Linked DNA regions of Mus musculus: region 1 is linked to region 2. Evidence: chromatin loops called from intact Hi-C (ENCODE). Cell type or tissue: gastrocnemius. All regions are shown on one strand. Each heading gives the region's core, and the rest is flanking DNA. Links, peaks and the distances in the headings are about the cores only.

Region 1 (9,462 bases), core at 1,049-9,048, 390 kb before region 2:
TTTCCAGTATACAAGAGTGAATCATAATCGGGGCACCTATCAAAAGAGAACTGTTTGGAGGGCCTCTCAACTCTAAGCTTATATTCAAATGAAGAATCTGTCGCCATAGAAGTGATTGGCTGGACCAATAATTCACAGTGGATAAAATAACCAAACTCATATGTACTGAAAGAGAGAGAGAAAAAAAATCAGGTTAAGATAGTCTAGGAGTTAGCCAACTTGACAAAACTGTCTTTCCAACGTTGGTGAACCAGGGTTGGTATAATAATCCTGATTTAGCTTAGTGTGGTTTGGATTTTGTGGTGCCAGGGCTCGAACCCTGGCAGTTGTATATGCCAGGAAAAGTGTTCTGCCACTGAGCTATGGGCCTGTCCCCGCTTAGGGGGGCAGCAATAACATTTCTTGAGCATATAATGCATGCGTTTGAAACAAGACAAAACACCTCTCCCATCCTGACAGCGACTTCATTTCTCCTCCCCACGGACAGCTATTACAGCGGTGCTGGCCTAGCTTTTCAGACATATTTACAGACATAATGCTGTGTGCATTCCACAGAGAAGAGGACTCTATTCTTCATTCGTTTTTAAATGAATATATTTTAGAAAACTAACATTAACATCATTCCATTAGATTAATTAACCTAATCTCTACAAGCTTGAAAACTTTTAGTTTTCAGGTTTTTTTTAAAGATGATGTATGTGAGTACACTGTCTTCAGACACAACAGAAGACAGAATCAGATTCCATTACAGATGGTTGTGAGCCATTATGTGGTTGCTGGGAATTGAACTTGGGACCTCTGGAAGAACAGACAGCGATCGTAACCTCTGAGCCATCTCTCCAACCCTTAACGTTTATTTTTTTTTTTTAAGCTGTAGGAATTTCCTAAACACCTCTATCACTTAGCAAGCGGGTCAGATGGTTTACAGCTACACATGTTTTAAATCATGATCAAGTATTCTAAAGTTACTTATTAATTTTATTAAAGTATACCTATACCTTACTGTGGTAGGTTGGTTTTTATGTGTTGGTTTTTTTTTTTTTTTTAGTTTGTTTTGTTTTTTTCAGTAACAAATTTATTATGAACTTGACATCACATACAATGTTCTAATGAGGACATCACTTTAAAAATGTCCTCATTTTAAAGGCTGAAATATCACATAGACGTATGCTTTCTAAAACTTCACAAGTCTTTCAAAGGTCTTCCTGTTGCAGGATATAGTATAAAAAAAAAAACTCGGCACCATCCCATGCTATACCGGCTACTCACTGCCCTGGTGGGCTCACCGCCTCTGCCTCTAGGCTAGCCCCAGCAGTGACTGATTGAGGTCTTCCCAGCTCTGGTTCACTTATCTCAGAGCCACTAGTTCCTTCTCAGCCATAACCCAGTAAAAGCAAACCGCTAGACTAAGCCTATAAGCAATCAGTCAGATTTATATATCAGTAAGTTCTCAATTCACAAGATGCCCACACAATAATTTCAGAGCCAATTGATAATTGATATAAATTGCCAACCTAGATAAGACAAATTGTCCTGTAATTATCCATCTCTTATAAAATAATCATAGGTGCCTGTGGCTATTTAAAGCCAGGGAAAGTCTGGATAGCCCTGTTCCTCTATCTTCCTTCTTTTAGTCTCTGTCTCTATCTCTGAAACTCTTAGCTCCACCTCCCTTTCCCCTATCCAATCACAGGCTTCTTGTATTAATATTTAAATTGACTGGACTGGGGAATTCTGCTATATCTTCCCTCTGTATCTTCAAGCCTCCCAAGATACAAGCGCTCCAAAGACCCTGAACCTCAGTTCTTCCACTGAATGATACGGTCGGTCCTCCTCAGGACAGGCTCCAGCATCATCTCCGTCTACAACTCAGGACAGTCTGGGCGCACCAAGTGCAGGAAGGATGAGGCAGCCCCAGCCTCGTCTGGGGAAGCATTTGTTTGCCTGTGCTAGCTGAATAGCTCTACAGGGTGTCGAGCCTGAAGCAAAGGATCTCGTTGTCCTATCAGTGACGAGTTACCTTGTGCCAACTTTCCGCAGAGTAAACTGGGGGATACTTGTCAAAATGAACTGCATGTTGATGGCCAGGCCATGGCTCACGTGGTCCTGCAAACCTCTGGGTCTTCCTCAGTAGGCGTAGCACGTCAACTTCCAGCAGCAGAGAGCCAAAGTTTAATTTCCTTTCTTCTGAATATTGTCTGACATCCATACCAATTTCTGAAATTTTCTGTTATCATTATACAGCTATGTTGTAATGTTTAATATTGGTCAAATGTAAAGAAACTAAACTCACATTAGTTGTCTCATGCAGCCTTGATCCTAGAAAATGTTCCACTCTTATTTATTCCTCTGCAGCCCCAGGTATTTTCACAGCCCGTTGAATGAAGCAGATGTGTGTGCGTGTCAGGTCAGCTTCCCAACCAAATTGATCTGGAAGCTGATTCCCTCAGCAACGCCACCAGAGGCACAATTCTTTGGAAAGAGTCCCAGACTAAAGACTGACTGCCATAAGCTACATTGCGTTCTACCAAAACGTGCCCTTTCTTGTCCATGCGCTGGGGCTGCTATTGATTTTGCCCAGGAAGAAAGGCTCATCAGCAGGCATCTCATGCCCCATAGTCCTCCCATCTAGATGATCCTCACCCCTGCTCGGCACAGCCAAACATCTTAAACAGGTCTCTTCTTCCTTAGGGACTGTGTATGGCCCTGCCTGTTCACAGCTCCCTGACAGATGCCAATGGCAACAGCATTCTGACTGCTGAATCCATCAGTGGACTCAGCTTTCTGCAGCACTATTCTGCTCTCCTTGGTACTAGACAGTGTTCCCTGTTCACTACCAGTTCATCCCCATTCTAACCTTCCCCCTCATCTACCTGTTTCACTTTCTGAATATTCTAGTCTTAGATTTTCACCTCATGGTGGTGATGGCTTCTTCTTCTTCTTCTTCTTCTTCTTCTTCTTCTTCTTCTTCTTCTTCTTCTTCTTCTTCTTCTTCTTCTTCTTCTCTTCTTCTTCTCCTTCTCCCCCTCCTCCTCTTCCTCTCCTCCTCCTCCTCTTCCTCTCCTCCTCCTCCTCTTCCTCTCCTACTACTCCTCCTCCTCCTCCTCCTCCTCCTCCTCCTCCTCCTCCTCCTCCTCCTCCTCCTCTTCTTCTTCTTCTTCTTCTTCTTCTTCTTCTTCTTCTTCTTCTTCTTCTTCTTCTCTTCTTCTTCTTCTCCTCCTCCTCCTCCTCCTTCTTTTCCTTTTCCTCTCCCTCTTCTTCTGTTTCTTCTTTTGTTATTATTATTATTATTGACTTTATTTTATATCCCTTGGGGGCCAGAGGTACTAGATCCCTCTGGAACTGAAATTCAAGGTGATTGTGAGCCAATTGTAGTGATTGCTAGGAACCAAACTAGAGGTCCTGTGAAAAAGCAGTTAAATTCTCTTAATCACTGAGCCATCCAGCCCCCACGGGGGGCGGGGGGAGGCCTTCTTGTTACTGGAGTTTTTAGGATACAAGCCTGTATCCTAGTGGCTCTGAGAAGCTAAGCTCAATATATCAATTGCAGAAACATGCAATAGTGGAGAATGGAGAAAGGAGATCTATTCAATGTGGCTGCATTGAGAAGAGGAACAAAGAGGCTCAGTGAACCCCAAGTCCATCTTAGAAGTCCTGACCTGGTGTTAAAGTTTAAATGGAGCCACGTCCTGGCCCGTTGCAATATGGTAAGCTGTTAGAAGTGGAATGTCATCTGAAGAGAGCAGAGATGGTTCCTCGGGCTGTACAACTGGTCTTGCCTTTCCTTCCAGCTTGAGACTCTCAGGGAAGCTCCAGTGCCTTAGAGCCATTGTGCCAATAATCTTATGGCACAAGAGTGTCCCTAGACTCTTCATTCCTGCTCCACCACCAGGGATCTCCCCTCTGTAGTTTGCTTATTACCTCAGCTTAGAGACATCCCAGACAACCATCACTTGTCAAACCTACCTAACTATCCGCAGAGGCACCCTCCAGACCCAAGTCCTTTCTCAAGGCTCTGAAATCTAACTTACAGAATTAACAAGCAATCCCAGGCAGGAGCTCAATGCCGTAACCGCTGATCACAGCCAATCACAGCCAATAAGCTGCAGTTCATCACAGGTGGCGGGCTTAACCTGAAGAAGGCAGTGGCAGGCTGCCAAACTCACACTCAGGACCTGACTTCAGCCTTGTGCCCCAAATCACTGCCTGGTTAAGTTGCAGGATGGGGCTCTTGGAAAGGGCTCTGGTTCGAGCTGCCAGACTTGTTTCATTAAACTAGTACATTTAAATTATCCAAGGCTTTTCATGCTATGACACTGGCCCAGCCTTGTCTCCTACCACATCAGCTTTATTCTTGGTGCAGGTGCTGGGGTTTAGGATCTGGGCAGTGGAATATAGAAGAAAAATCAGAGGCTGTATTCTGCAGAGAAGAAACATGGGTCTCTCTCTCTCTCTCTCTCTCTCTCTCTCTCTCTCTCTCTCTCTCTCTCAATTTGATTTGTGTTTTTTATTTTACAGTGAATGTTTTACCTGCATGTTATGTGTACCACATGAGTGCTTGGTATACAGAGTTCAAAAGAAGGTGTTGCGTCCCCTGGAACTAGACTTACCGATGGTTGTGAACCACCATGTGGGTGCTGGGAATAGAACCTGCGTCCAATAACAAGTGATCTTAATAGCTGAGCCATCTCTCCATCCCTGGTTGTCTCCTTTGTGGTACTACAGTAAAACTGAAAGGCCACTGCTCAATATGTCCTTGGTCCAAGTTTGTGACAGAACTTGTTATCCAGTGGGTGGGAAGCAGCAAGGAGGGAGTGGAAACAGCTGTTAATTAGAGGAGAATACATTTTGTCTTTCAGTGAACTCTGGGTAGCTGATTGTTACTACCCGAGTCTCACCAGAGTGGAGAGCAGGGACTTTGTTTCTTTTTGTCCTGTCTTCCCAGCGCACAGTTCCCGGTCCTGACACCATTCTGGTGTTTTACTGAGAAAAACACAAACATTAAGTAAAACCTCCATGGACCTTTCTTCTTGGTCTTTAAACCGGGCAAGCAGGATCTTGGACCTTTGCAGGTTTTTCTCTGCCTGGAATGTTCTTTCCCCAGAAAGTCTCCATGGCTCACACCAGCTCTCTTCCCCCAAGTCCTGATCTGACATCTTTAACCTCACCCCTACACTGATATCTTTAACCTCACCTGAACTTTAACCTACTCTGAACTCGTACCCGCCCCGCTCTACCTTCCCAACCCTCACCTTGTAGGTACCCTGTAGAGTACTTCTTGCTGTTTTTTTTTTTAATCTGTCTCCCCTGCTGCAACTTAAAATCCAGGAACGCATAGGTTTGCTCTCTAATACACCAGAAACTTCACTGCTTGACACACAGTGTTTGTTCAAGGTACTAGCTCCTGAATCCTGAGTGACAGATGGCATTGACAGGAGCAACTGGGGTCATACACGATGATGAGGGGGGAGAATATACAAAAGAGCAGCTGCTAACATCCCATCAAAGGTCTAACTAGTGTGTGTGCATCCGTGGCTTTTCTTGGAAGAAATCATAGCAAATTAGAGATCTCAAGGCAGCTTTCGGCAAGCAAGCACGTGGCTAAGGAGCGGTGAATGCAGCATGCGGCCACCAGAGGGCGCCGGTCAGATAGACCTTAGGGAGGACAGGAGGCCGCAGGTAGGGATAGCCAGGGATATATGGGCTGGCAATGCAGGATAGGGGCCTGAGGTCACCAGTGACATCAGCACCAAAAATGAACATCGGCAGCAGAAAACAAAATCAGAGGTGTCTGTCTCAGAGTTTCCTGCATCCAAAACATCATTAAAACACTCTAGGAGTCTGTGATCCACTAAAAACCCTGTTGTTTTTTTTTTTAAAGACTTTTTACAAAATCGTGTGCATGTGCGTTTGTGTTCTGGTTTTAAACTTAGGTAGTCTGGTGTGGCAGAGAGCCCTTCTTACCCTCTGAGCCATCTTGCTACTCCAGGTTTCATTTTTTGTTAGAATAGTATTTTATAGCTCATGCCCAGAATAGCCCGACATTATAATGGGAGCAGTGGCCATCGTTCCATCCCGTGTTCACGGAGCACCTAGATACCTGAGAACATTCAGCCTTCACAATGTGCTTGCGGTCCATGTCACAGGCTGAGGGGACTGCCATCAGAGGCTTTGGGTGGAAAAAATGTCACATAACTTGGGCCTTATGACCTTGTTTTGTTCTGATGCCGATTGGTGATTTGCCCTGTGCTTAAATGGGAATTCAACAGTTGGTTTTTGACTGGTCAATAAAGAGCCTGTGGCCAATGGCTGGGCAGGGGAATAGAGGTGGGACTTTTAGGATTCCCAAGAAAGAAATGCAGAGACAGGGAGAAGAAAGGGGTTCCCCCTTTAGGAGGGGAAGGAGACAGACCTGCATCGGGAAAAGATGCTTGAGGGAGGGAATCGGGGATGTGTAAGAATCAAGGAGAGCAGCCCCAGGGGCCAAGCCCTCATTGGGCCCGGGTAGCAGAGATGAAATATAGATCTAGCAAGTATTAACTCAGGAATGTCAGAGGGGAGTGTGTTAGCCACGTGGAGGTTCAAGAGTGGGCCAGCCATTGAGCTAGCTGAACCATACTAAAATATAAAGGTTGCACGTGTGTGTCTTTCCTTCATGAGTCCAGAGCTCTTGGGCGGGTGCAGGGACAGGAGAATAGAGCGGACTTTAAGTATTTACTGCCACAGATGCCCTTTGTCTTAACTGCTGCTACACACTTCCCCTGTTCTCCAAGCTGCATATTAAAACTACGTGGTGTCAGTCAGGCTCCTGGGGATCAATCAGAAAGTGAGAGATGCACATTTAGAGATGTAGTGCTGAAAGATGGCTTGAGTACCCACACGAACTAGTTAGAAATAGGAAAGCTACAGGGCATGCCACCAGCATGAGCAGGCTGGGACTCTCGGAAGCCAAAGGAAGCTACGGTCCACACACAATTTCTTCATCAAATAGGATGCCTCCATTCAGTCTGAAGACATATCAAAACCAAGCCAGATCCTCCCAGGCTGTCTCCCGTGCCTAAGGCGGATGGTAAGAACGCCAACTACACCTACCAAGTCCTGTAAATCAACACTGGGGTTGGTGTTCGACAGGATTCAAATCAAGGTATCAAACTTGCTCCCTCACCAACTCAATCACAACTGGGAACCTCTGGGTTCATCGGGTGGGACATCCGAGAGACCCAAAGGGACAACTGAGTCTGAACCAGCCTCTTGCATTGTTTTTTTCGAACTCTCCAGGTGATTCTAACACATAATGAGGGGTAAGGAGTACGTCTCCTGGACCTTCGGAGTGCTCACCTTGTTTGGACTGTATCAAGATCACCTAGAGCAGGCCTGCTTTGGCTGTGTGTTCTCTGACCCCAGATAGGTCACTCTATCACCCAGCACCTTCTATCTGATCAAGGAAAGAATGTAGGTGATAGCCCACCCCTGGCCCACCAGCTTGATGCCCACAGCCACCCCCAGCTCTCTTGTGTTTGCCTTCAATCCCTCAGAGTGGCTATTACAAAGTAGTCATAGTACTGAAGACCATACTGACCCCTTTCCTCAAAACAGCAGTGAGCCCAGGACCCAATTCAGGCCAATGAGACAAGATATTTCTCTCACTAATGGAAAAAGATCTGTGCACCTCACAGGCAGCTGGAGAGGATGGGAGCATACATGTGGCTTTCCCTGTGAGCTGGGGCTGAGGAAGACACAACCCCACCTGCTGAGGAGGTGGTGCCCAGGGTCTCCTCTGCTTCCTTCTGTGAGTGAATGTGAATACCTGCTCTCTTTAGCACTGATCAAGACAGGGAAGTTGACGATGATTCTGCCTTGGCGTTGGTGGGGTCCTGGTAAGATCTTGGAGATGGACTGACCTGGACTCCCTCTGACTGTAGCACCTGCAGATATAGAAACATCTCTATTGTGCTCTGGCCTCCTGCAGGAAATTAAAGTCCTAAAGCTCGTGGTCAAAGCTCCACACCAATCATGTGTGCTTTGTCTCCTCAGTGGCTCTGGAATATCCCACAGTGGATTCCTATGTGCATCCTGGCTTGGATTTCTTACCTCACTCAGATCTCTCTCTCCAGCCCTCTTTCTCTGCCCACCTGTGATGGCCGCTCCTGGTTGTCAGCTTGACTCCATCTGGAAGGAACAACAATCCAGAAATGGAAGGCACACCTATGAGAGATTATTTTTGCCTGGTTTAAAGTGGGTGAATCTACTTCTAGGCTGGGACTTTGAGGTGGGAAGACATAAACCTTTGATCTGGATCTCGAGGTGAGAAGACACACATTTAATCTGGTCCACACCTTCTGCTGGAAGCCAGTATAAGGATGAGCAAGAAGGAAGAAGTCCACCAGCCAGCCAGCCTTGTGGACTGAGCAACTACTGGATTCTTGGACTTTCTGTTCACAACAGCCATTGTTGGGTTGGCTGGGCTGTAGCCCATAAGTTATTTCAATAACTGTTCTCAACCTTCCTAATGCTGCAACCCTTTTAATAGTTCCTTGTGTGCTAGTGACCCCACCATAGAATTATTGCATTGTTACTTTGTAACTGTCATTTTGCTACTGTTGCGAATCATAATGTAAATATTTGATATGCAGGATGTCCCGCATGTGAATCCTGTGAAAGGGTCATTTGGCCTGAAGGGGTTGAAATGTGACCCACAGGTTGAAAACCACTGGCATTGATGTGTGTGTGTGTGTGTGTGTGTGTGTGTGTGTGTGTGTGTTGAGAGAGAGAGAGAGAGAGAGAGAGAGAGAGAGAGAGAGAGAGAGAGAGAGATTCATCCTATAAGACCTGTTACTCTAGAGAACACTGGATAATACAGATTTTGGTACTAGAAGTGGTTTTAGAAGGAGAGAAAGGTGATTCTTTTAAGTGTCTGGAATAGGCTTTTTTTCATTTTGCCAACACTTATGGCTACAAAGCCCCTCCAGACATTTCCTCTCCCGGCAGCTTGGAGACTACTGAAAATCCATGGTGTGAACTATATTACAAACTTGATTGTCCGATTAACCAATTGTGAGTGGCAAGTTGGTGACTCTGTATATGAAACTTTTGACAGTTTGGGGGAAAATACTGATGCTGGCTGGTTATCCTTAGTATCTCTGAATAGATTGATAAAGGATAAAGGTTAGTTATCCTTAGTATCTCTGAATAGATTGATAAAGGATAAAGGTTAGTTATCCTTAGTATCTCTGAATAGATTGATAAAGGATAAAGGTTAGTTATCCTTAGTATCTCTGAATAGATTGATAAAGGATAAAGGTTAGTTATCCTTAGTGTCTCTGAATAGATTGATAAAGGATAAAGGTTAGTTATCCTTAGTGTCTCTGGATAGATTGATAAAGGGTAGGGTTGAACTCCACGATAAAGTTAAGCAACTTCTAGCATCTCAGAATACCTTGAAGGACAACCAAAGAACTTAGT
Region 2 (9,462 bases), core at 738-8,737:
CCTGGTCTATGTAGTGAGTTGGTAAACCCTGCCTCAAAAGGAGAGTGGGGAGAAAGAGAGAGAGAGAGAGGGGTCATGGCTCCTGTGTAATTTGTGTAATAATAACACCAGAATCCCTTTGATTCTCTTACTTTGGCTGATAATGGTCTTTTTTTTTTTCTTTTACTACCCACAAGAAAGTGACTGTAAATAAATAGTCTATGTTCTTATGATGTTGTTATGGTTATTAAATTTTACCTTCCTTTGTATGCAAGTCTCAGGGCCTGCTTATCAGATGATGCTTAAATGTTGCTGTGTGTGCATTCCATGCAGAACTCTTAGATACTTTATAAGACAGTTTCTAGATTCAGGTGCCCCTGTTGAAGGCATGCAAACAGCCCAGAAAACACAGAAGAAAGGACTGAAAAATCAGATACTGGGATGTTCAGGAAAATCCCAAGGGAAAGAACACAGAATTCTAATGTTGAATGCATTGTGGGAGTTTTGAATAGATAACCCTACTTTGTTCTCTGATTTAAATACAGGTGTAATCATGAATAAATTAATTTAAATAAAAAATGAATAAAAATATACTGGGCAGCAAATAGGTGGTTACTGGAAAGGGTTAAAGAAAACAGCACCCTTCCTCTGACGGGGAAGCTCTCATCTGTTTGGAATGGTTGGCTTGTCTAGAAGCCAGGGAATAGACGAGACAATCATGTAGGTTCTTTCTAGCGCTATGATTCTGTGATATGTTTGTACAACTTCTAGCATATTCCACGTGTTATGTGGCTCTGATTCCTGTGGTCAGTGTGGCCTAGACTATCTTTCGTTACTTACTGCAGATTCCTATTAAACTATAAGACAAGTTAAAGAAAAAAACTAAAGCAAAGGTAAGGACTTGGAAGGAAAAGCAGATGACACAAGTCTGGTATAAAAATAAAGATGAGGACCATGCTCGCAGCTTCCTTGGATCCTTCTTACCTGCCTCCTGCACACAGGAGAGTAGCCAGGAAGCAGAAGGACAAGAAGCCAGACCTGGTCCATCTCCATGACGTCCTGAGAGACTTGTCTTTGTTCCATGGGGTCCCTTTTACTAAAGTTTGAAAGTACATATGACAGCAGAGAAAGAAATATTATTTTAACTTAACGTATTCAGGAAATAATTTGTGGTATTAATAGCTGCTCTTCTTGGTAATTTATTAAAGGGGAAAATGTCGGTGTGATTTAGGAGACTGGTTAAAATTTTATAGTCAGTGGCTCTCTCCCTTAAACTGTAAAACTCTGAAAGCTGTTCCCATTGAAAGCTGTTCTCTCAACATTAATAATAACAATAACAACAACAATAATAACAACTTTGCTTCAGGTACTGTAGGAGTTAAACAGGTTTTGTGTGTGTGTGCTAGGTCAGGAATCAATTTACTATAAAATCCATGTCTTTTTCATGAGAAAACATGTTCCATGATCCAAACTACGACATATATGTGAACTTCAAAATTACGTCCATTTATAAGACTGGGTTTATCTGTGCCACTTCATTCAACCACAAGGCATTTATTTTCTCTGAGCCAGGATTAGATGAGCTCATTCATTTCCCCCTAACTAGTAGCCATCATCATGTACACATGTGCTCACACATGTGCAAACACACATCTGCACGCTCACAGTTAAGGGTTAAAACTTTATAGCCTAGGGGATTTTTAAGCAGGAGAGGGAGCATGAAGACACCAAATGTTAAGATGCCTATAAAAACGATTACATCTGCTCTCATAGAAATAGGCACACCTTTAAAAATTGTACTTTGAACAATTCCTCCTCCACAGAAGAGCTTGTAACCACTGCTAGCCAAGTGTTGGATCTTTGCGTTGCCTATAATACAAACCCAGGATGACACTGGTTCATCTTCACCCTAACTATAGATCTCGGTTAGGGGACGTGATTTATATGATCTTGCAAAGTGGAGATTCTATCGAGTGTGACTGTGTGTATGCACGTGTGTAAATTCTGTGGGATCCAAAGCACAGCCATGACATATAAAAATTCCCCGATCAACTAAGCCTGGGAAAGTCTAGGAGAAGCTGGGGTTTACATGTGTGTGTGTGTTGGGGTTTACATGTGTGTGTGTCCTGACGACTCTGAGAGTGTATATGTGTGTGTTTGCATGTTCACCTGCATACATCTGTGTTTACGCATGTGCTGATGAGCTTGTGTGTGAGTGTGTGTGTGTTAGCATACTCACGTGTGTGTCCATGTGTGTGTATGTGCTGGTTGGTGACTGTGTGTGTCTATTTGCATGTTCACATGTATGTATGTATGTATGTATGTGCTTAAATGTATGCATGTGCTGAAGGCCGTTTGTGTGTGTGTGTGTGTGTGTAGGCCAGAGCTTGTCACTGGCCATCTTCCTCCATATTCTTTACTTTATCTGCTGAAGATGGGATTCTCACTAAACTCAGAGTTTCCCAGTTCACCAGCTTGCTCTGGAAATCACGCCTTGTCTTCACCCCCTGAGGCCTAGGACTACAGACAGATTGCCAGGCCTGCCCCATTTATGAGGGATAGGGCTCTAAATTCTAGTCCTCATGCCAATACATCAAGCACATTACTATGTATGTATGTATGTATGTATGTATGTATGTATGTATGTATCATCTATCTATCCATTAGTCTCTTTCTACATACACATGCATATATACATTATTTATATTACATATACATACATATGTGCACATATATTTTAAACCCCAGCTTCTCCTAGACTTTCCCAGGCTTAGTTGATCGGGGACTTTTATGTGTGTCATGGCTGCGCTTTGGATCCCACAGAATTTACACATCATAATTTGGGAAGTGCTAGCCCAGTCTACGCCCTTTCACCCATCACATCAGAAAAGGTTATTTCCCTGTAAGCTTCACATCTGCTCTGACTCTGTCCAGTAGCCATTCAAATGACCTAAACCTTGGAAATCATTCAGAGGGTGGGGTCAATGGCAGTCTTGTGCCCGAGTGCTTCAGACTGCATTAAACTCTTAGTGCAGGGTGGCAGGGCACGGTATTATCCTACACTGTGTCAGACTGCCCTGCAGCTTGGCTCTCAGACGACATCCAAGTCTAAGTTCTGGGTATAAAGCAACAGAGCTTAAAACACAATCATAACCGTGGTTCTTCTGGAAAGTTCTTGGGGCCACAGAGATCCTTCTGGGGCGTCCTCCTGCTTGGTCCTCTGCCTCCTGTTCAATCAGCCGATCCTTCTGCCGCTAGTGGTGGGTGCTGAGCACCAGGCGCGACGTTCACTGCCCATGCAGCTGACTTCTGAACCTGACACAAATATACATAAATCAAGAAAATCTAGAATTAGACATAAAAGCAAATTGGGGTCAGATCCTGGTTAAGTTTGAATTGGTAAGCGTACGAGTTAAAGTTGTATTCAGTGGTTAGAGGACAGCCACTCAAAACAGGACTTACGCCAGGCATGAGAGCCTTCTGGAGAGCAGGTCGCCTTCTGTGCTCCCAGGCCTTACTGTAGAAACAGAGGTATGTAAGGACTTGCCTAGGCATGTGCATATCTGAGGACCCACTCCCGAGGGTGACCATATCACAGAACCCACTCACTTCATGAAGGATGGACATTAAAATAAAATAAATCCTCCAAGCAATGAAATTCTGTCACCTGAAACTCTAAAGTCTCAGACTGCTTTCTGAAGTTTTTACTTTTGCTTTGAAACAAGCCCTCCTCAGTATGTAGCCCAGGCTGGCTTTGAACTCATGACTTTCCTGCCTCAGCCTCCCAGGTACACTGGGAGGATAGCATGTATATAATCATGTCATATCAGATGCCTTTCCTGTGCTTGTGGCCTTCTGCGTGTTCTTCCAACAACTTTCTCCCAGAAACTGTTTGGAAAGGCTGACAGCATAACCCTCAAGGCTTCCTGCCATGAAGACAGACAGTGTCATTCCAGAGTTGGCTTGGAGCAGCACTGGCCAAATGCCAGTGGACGCTGTCCTTCAATCCAACTTGTCTGGGATCAAGCCAGATCAGTTCATGGAATGGGCTCTACATCATCTTGGGTCCTGAAAACAAAACCAGAGTCCTCTAATGCAAACCCAGAGGGAAGAAAAGAGGACAAAAGAGAGAGACCATATAAGCCAGGGAGAAGGGAACTCTCCTCTCCTAGGGTTTGAATTGTATCCATTAATTTTCAGTATCTAGCCCAGACACAGCCCCTTTGCCACGCTCATGTTACTGCTCCCCCTGGTGGACTTCTTCTTAACTGCAGGCACATGCTTTTTCTGGTGGGGCCTTCCCTGTACCCCCAGAAGGAGGAAGGTAGCCTGAGACCTTCATTCACCCTTCTCAACCTCTAAGGTTGAGAAAGGACCTGCAGTTCCCCCTCTGGGCAGTTTGCCTTTGCTTTGATATGTTAGTAAGCACACATCCTTCTTTTGATTTAAGATGCCCTGCAAAATTATAGGGCCTCTAATTGCTCCTGAGTGACACAAGAGTTCAGACCAAGGTAGGGCACGATATCCTTCCTGTTGACAAGCTGACAACCATTTCCTGAACATGTCAGGAGCAAAGACATCTTCAGAGGGGCAGATAAAAGTCTGTGCTCTCCCATCCTGCCATGGAGAGAGGAGGGAGCAAATTGTTAGAAAAGGCTTCCTAGCATCACCTTTGTGTAGTGAGCGTGCTTGATTCTTGCCTTTTCCTTCCTCTTTTAACCCCAGTTTAGTCCATCAACATAAATTTAACTTGTTCCCTTAGATGAATTTTAAGCCATACCTACCCTTTTCCTACGTATTTAAAATCCATTCTTGTTCATGGTAACATATACTGTTTTCCCACCCTAGAAATCTTAGAAAATATTCTTTCTATCCTTATTAGTCTCTGTCTCTTCTCTCTGTGTGCATGCACACACACACACGTGTGCATGTGTGTTCCTAGAAAAGATGAGGTCCTATACAAGCCAGCCATGCCCTCTGCCACTGAGCCACACACTAAGATCCATGCTTGTATTTCTCCACGTTTTTCATCCATCAGCTGTTCAGCACATCCTAAGAGACATAAAACATTTATTTTTCGCTAGACTCTCTCCATTCTCCAGAATGTGCCGACCAGTCCCTTGTTTCCATTTTAAAAGTTCATGGATAGATAATTGTCTGAGAAGGGTGACTTGACTGCCACTCTGGGATGAAGAGAAGGACTGGAGGGTTTGAATCCTGGCACAGTCTATCGGATCATCAAGATTTTACAAAATCTATGTACTCTGGGGCTGGAGAGAGGGCATGATGGTTGAATACACACTGCTCTTACAGAGAGCCCAAGTTGTGTTTCTGGCATCCATGTTTGACAGCTCCAGGACACCTGAGGCATCTCTCCTCTGGCACCTGCTCTGTATAACCCACGGGATGTGCATAACTCATTAATATAGCCCATGCATGTGCTCACAAATGATTTAAAACAAGATTAACCTTTAAATAAACCTGTATCCCCTTTCTGTGCCCTGAGCTCTTCATTTCAAAGAATGAGTAATAATTCTTGACTCTTGGAGTATTAAATGGTAACAGGTAACTCCTGCTATGGTATATAACACACCCCTCTCCCCACTCAGAAAAATGCCTTTGCTTGGCTCGGATATTACAAAGGGACTGCTGTGAAGAGTGTATAGACCAGTGTAGTCCAGGAAAGGTTAGATTCATTGTCTGCGTGATAGACAGTTGTGTCTTCAGTTAGTCATGGGTTTCTTGATATGAAGCAAGCATTACTAAAGGGGTATCTCCATTCCATAAACACTCCTGGGGCACAGATTCTCTGCGGACATCTGGGGGGGGGGGGCTTAAGTAAGCCCAGCCTCAGTCCTCCTGTAACTCAGTCAAAGTCAAAAAGGAGAACACAGTCTCTGTCACAGTGCATCGTCAAGAGGGGTGTCCCCAAACCTCCTGAGATGAAAAGCTGAGGAAGATCAAAGAAGCATGCCTTACTTCCAGGCAGAGTACATCAAAGGCAGCCGCATCTCCCCTCTTTCTGCAGCCATATTTGCATCTCCTCCAGGATTCCCATCACCATAGATGGGTACCACAGTGTGTAAAAGGAATTGAGAATTCTAGCTAGCTCATATAAAAGAGTCCAGGTATTTTATTTACAAGCTGTAAGCCTAGATTGGGCAGGTTTTAGAGCTATTTTGACTTACATCCCAGCTGTATGTCCCTTGTTACTTGCTGTTTCTCCTGGCCACATGCTCAACCAGCAACCCTAGGCAGGTAACTGAAAATCCGCCTATCTCCATTTACTGCCCAATCACAGGTGTTAGCCTTTTATTTACCAATTAACTTGGGGAGCAAGGTTACATAGAATCACTTGGTGTACTCACATGGGACAACCTGATCTTGGGGACAGTATTTAGCATTTGAATACATAGCAACATCAGACCAACCGCATACAACTTGTGCTTGCCGAGGACTTAGGAGAGATGGCGTCTAGACTTGTCCTGACTTTCTATCACCAGGTAGCCACCAAGCTTCTTACTTTCATCTTCCTTACATCCCTCCCTGAAGTTCTTCATCCTTCTAAATGAGATGAGTCCCCATACCCCCTTGCCTCAGCATCTGCTGTAAGTTAGGACAGAGTTTGAACAACCCAACAGCAAATGTTCTTCTAATTCATCAACACCCACTGTTGCTGCTACCACCCACACTGGCATCTTCCCAGCTGGGCTTCCTATCCAGTCCTTCTGTGATGGAGTGGTGGTTCTCAGGGCTTCAGACCTTCTAGCCAAGTGCTCTACCACTGGGCTTCCTGGCCTCAACCTCTACTCTTCATTCTCCTTCACACCTTCTACCCTTAACTCAGATAAGAGATAAATTAAAGCAAATGTTTTCTAATGTCAGATCTCTACAGAGTTAATGTCCGGTGGTTAACCTGACATGTCAGTTAACCTCACACAGTCTGCTGTGCCCCCATTACCTAACTCTAACTCTCTAGTCATCTGCTTCCTTGATGAGCCTATATAGCAGTGGTTCTCAACTTGTCACTTGTGACCCGTTTGGGGTTGTCAAACAACCCTTTCACAGGGGTAATGCATCAGATATCCTACATATCAGATATTCATTACAATTCATAATAGTAGCAAAATTACAGTTATGAAGTAGCAATGAGATAATTTTGTGGTTGAAGGTCACCACAACATGAGGAACTGTATTAAAGGGTCACAGCATTTGGAGGGTTGGGAACCACTACTTTAATGGTCGTCCTAAAATCCTTTCTGATGTTATGGTAAGATACTCTGACCAATCGAGCCCCGGGCTACCTTGCCAGCAGAGTCTTGCCCAATACCCGCAAGGGCCCACACGGGACTCCCCACGGGATCCTAAGACCTCTGGTGAGTGAAACACAGCGCCTGCCCCAATCCAATCGCACGGAACCTGAGACTGCAGTACATAGGGAAGCAGGCTACCCGGGCCTGATCTGGGGCACAAGTCCCTTCCGCTCGACTCGAGCCCCGGGCTACCTTGCCAGCAGAGTCTTGCCCAACACCCTCAAGGGCCCACACGGGACTCCCCACGGGATCCTAAGACCTCTGGTGAGTGAAACACAGCGCCTGCCCCAATCCAATCGCACGGAACCTGAGACTGCAGTACATAGGGAAGCAGGCTACCCGGGCCTGATCTGGGGCACAAGTCCCTTCCGCTCGACTCGAGCCCCAGGCTACCTTGCCAGCAGAGTCTTGTCCAACACCCGCAAGGGCCCAAACGGGACCCCCCATGGGATCCTAAGACCTCTGGTGAGTGAAACACAGCGCCTGCCCCAATCCAATCGCACGGAACCTGAGACTGCGGTACATAGGGAAGCAGGCTACCCGGGCCTGATCTGGGGCACAAGTCCCTTCCGCTCGACTCGAGCCCCGGGCTACCTTGCCAGCAGAGTCTTGCCCAACACCCGCAAGGGCCCACACGGGACTCCCCACGGGATCCTAAGACCTCTGGTGAGTGGAACACAGCGCCTGCCCCAATCCAATTGCGCGGAACCTGAGACTGCTGTACATAGGGGAGCAGGCTACCTGGGCTTGATCTGGGGCACAAACCCCTTCCGCTCCACTCGAGCCCCGGGCTACCTTGCCAGCGGAGTCGCCTGACACCTGCAAGGGCCCACACAGGATTCCACACAAGATCCTAAGACCTCTAGTGAGTGGAACACAACTTCTGCCAGGAGTCTGGTTCGAACACCAGATATCTGGGTACCTGCCCTGCAAGAAGAGAGCTTGCCTGCAGAGAATACTCTGCCCACTGAAACTAAGGAGAGTGCTACCCTCCAGGTCTGCTTATAGAGGCTAACAGAGTCACCTGAAGAACAAGCTCTTAACAGTGACAACTAAAACAGCTAGCTTCAGAGATTACCAGATGGCGAAAGGCAAACGTAAGAATCCTACTAACAGAAATCAAGACCACTCACCATCATCAGAACGCAGCACTCCCACCCCACCTAGTCCTGGGCACCCCAACACAACCGAAAATCTGGACCCAGATTTAAAAACATTTCTCATGATGATGATAGAGGACATCAAGAAGGACTTTCATAAGTCACTTAAAGAATTACAGGAGAGCACTGCTAAAGAGTTACAGGCCCTTAAAGAAAAGCAGGAAAACACAGCCAAACAGGTAGAAATCATTAAAGAAAAACAGGAAAACACATCCAAACAGGTGATGGAAATGAACAAAACCATACTAGAACTAAAAGGGGAAGTAGACACAATAAAGAAAACCCAAAGCGAGGCAACGCTGGAGATAGAAACCCTAGGAAAGAGATCTGGAACCATAGATGCGAGCATCAGCAACAGAATACAAGAAATGGAAGAGAGAATCTCAGGTGCAGAAGATTCCATAGAGAACATCGACACCACAGTCAAAGAAAATACAAAATGCAAAAGGATCCTAACTCAAAACATCCAGGTAATCCAGGACACAATGAGAAGACCAAACCTACGGATAATAGGAATTGATGAGAATGAAGATTTTCAACTTAAAGGGCCAGCTAATATCTTCAACAAAATAATAGAAGAAAACTTCCCAAACATAAAAAAAGAGATGCCCATGATCATACAAGAAGCCTACAGAACTCCAAATAGACTGGACCAGAAAAGAAATTCCTCCCGACACATAATAATCAGAACAACAAATGCACTAAATAAAGATAGAATATTAAAAGCAGTAAGGGAGAAAGGTCAAGTAACATATAAAGGAAGGCCTATCAGAATTACACCAGACTTTTCACCAGAGACTATGAAAGCCAGAAGAGCCTGGACAGATGTTATACAGACACTAAGAGAACACAAATGCCAGCCCAGGCTACTATACCCGGCCAAACTCTCAATTACCATAGATGGAGAAACCAAAGTATTCCACGACAAAAACAAATTCACACAATATCTTTCCACGAATCCAGCCCTTCAAAGGATAATAACAGAAAAGAAGCAATACAAGGACGGAAAT

Evidence for each region. A loop is a pair of places that touch in the nucleus more often than their neighbours do. Peaks named below come from ENCODE experiments on the same cell type or tissue, not always from the same donor. Only the 100,000 strongest peaks of a DNase experiment are listed, where the experiment ranks them.
Region 1: it touches region 2 in a loop (4-fold over the local background); 13 of 42 quality-filtered maps call a loop at or near these places.

Annotation. Positions count from the first base shown.
Region 1 is chr10:8,712,050-8,721,511 of GRCm38, reverse strand. No RefSeq gene overlaps it. Among named protein-coding and RNA genes, the nearest start is that of Gm24374, 74 kb to the right of the region's middle. In gastrocnemius, for the core only: a CTCF peak has its summit at 5,625 (motif pointing right); DNase peaks (open chromatin) are centred at 4,138 and 5,632.
Region 2 is chr10:8,318,169-8,327,630 of GRCm38, reverse strand. The region is part of intron 3 of Ust (uronyl-2-sulfotransferase); the gene reads left to right. Among named protein-coding and RNA genes, the nearest start is that of 4930573G07Rik, 110 kb to the right of the region's middle. In gastrocnemius, for the core only: a CTCF peak has its summit at 4,233 (motif pointing left); DNase peaks (open chromatin) are centred at 3,967 and 4,234; H3K27ac peaks cover 794 bases.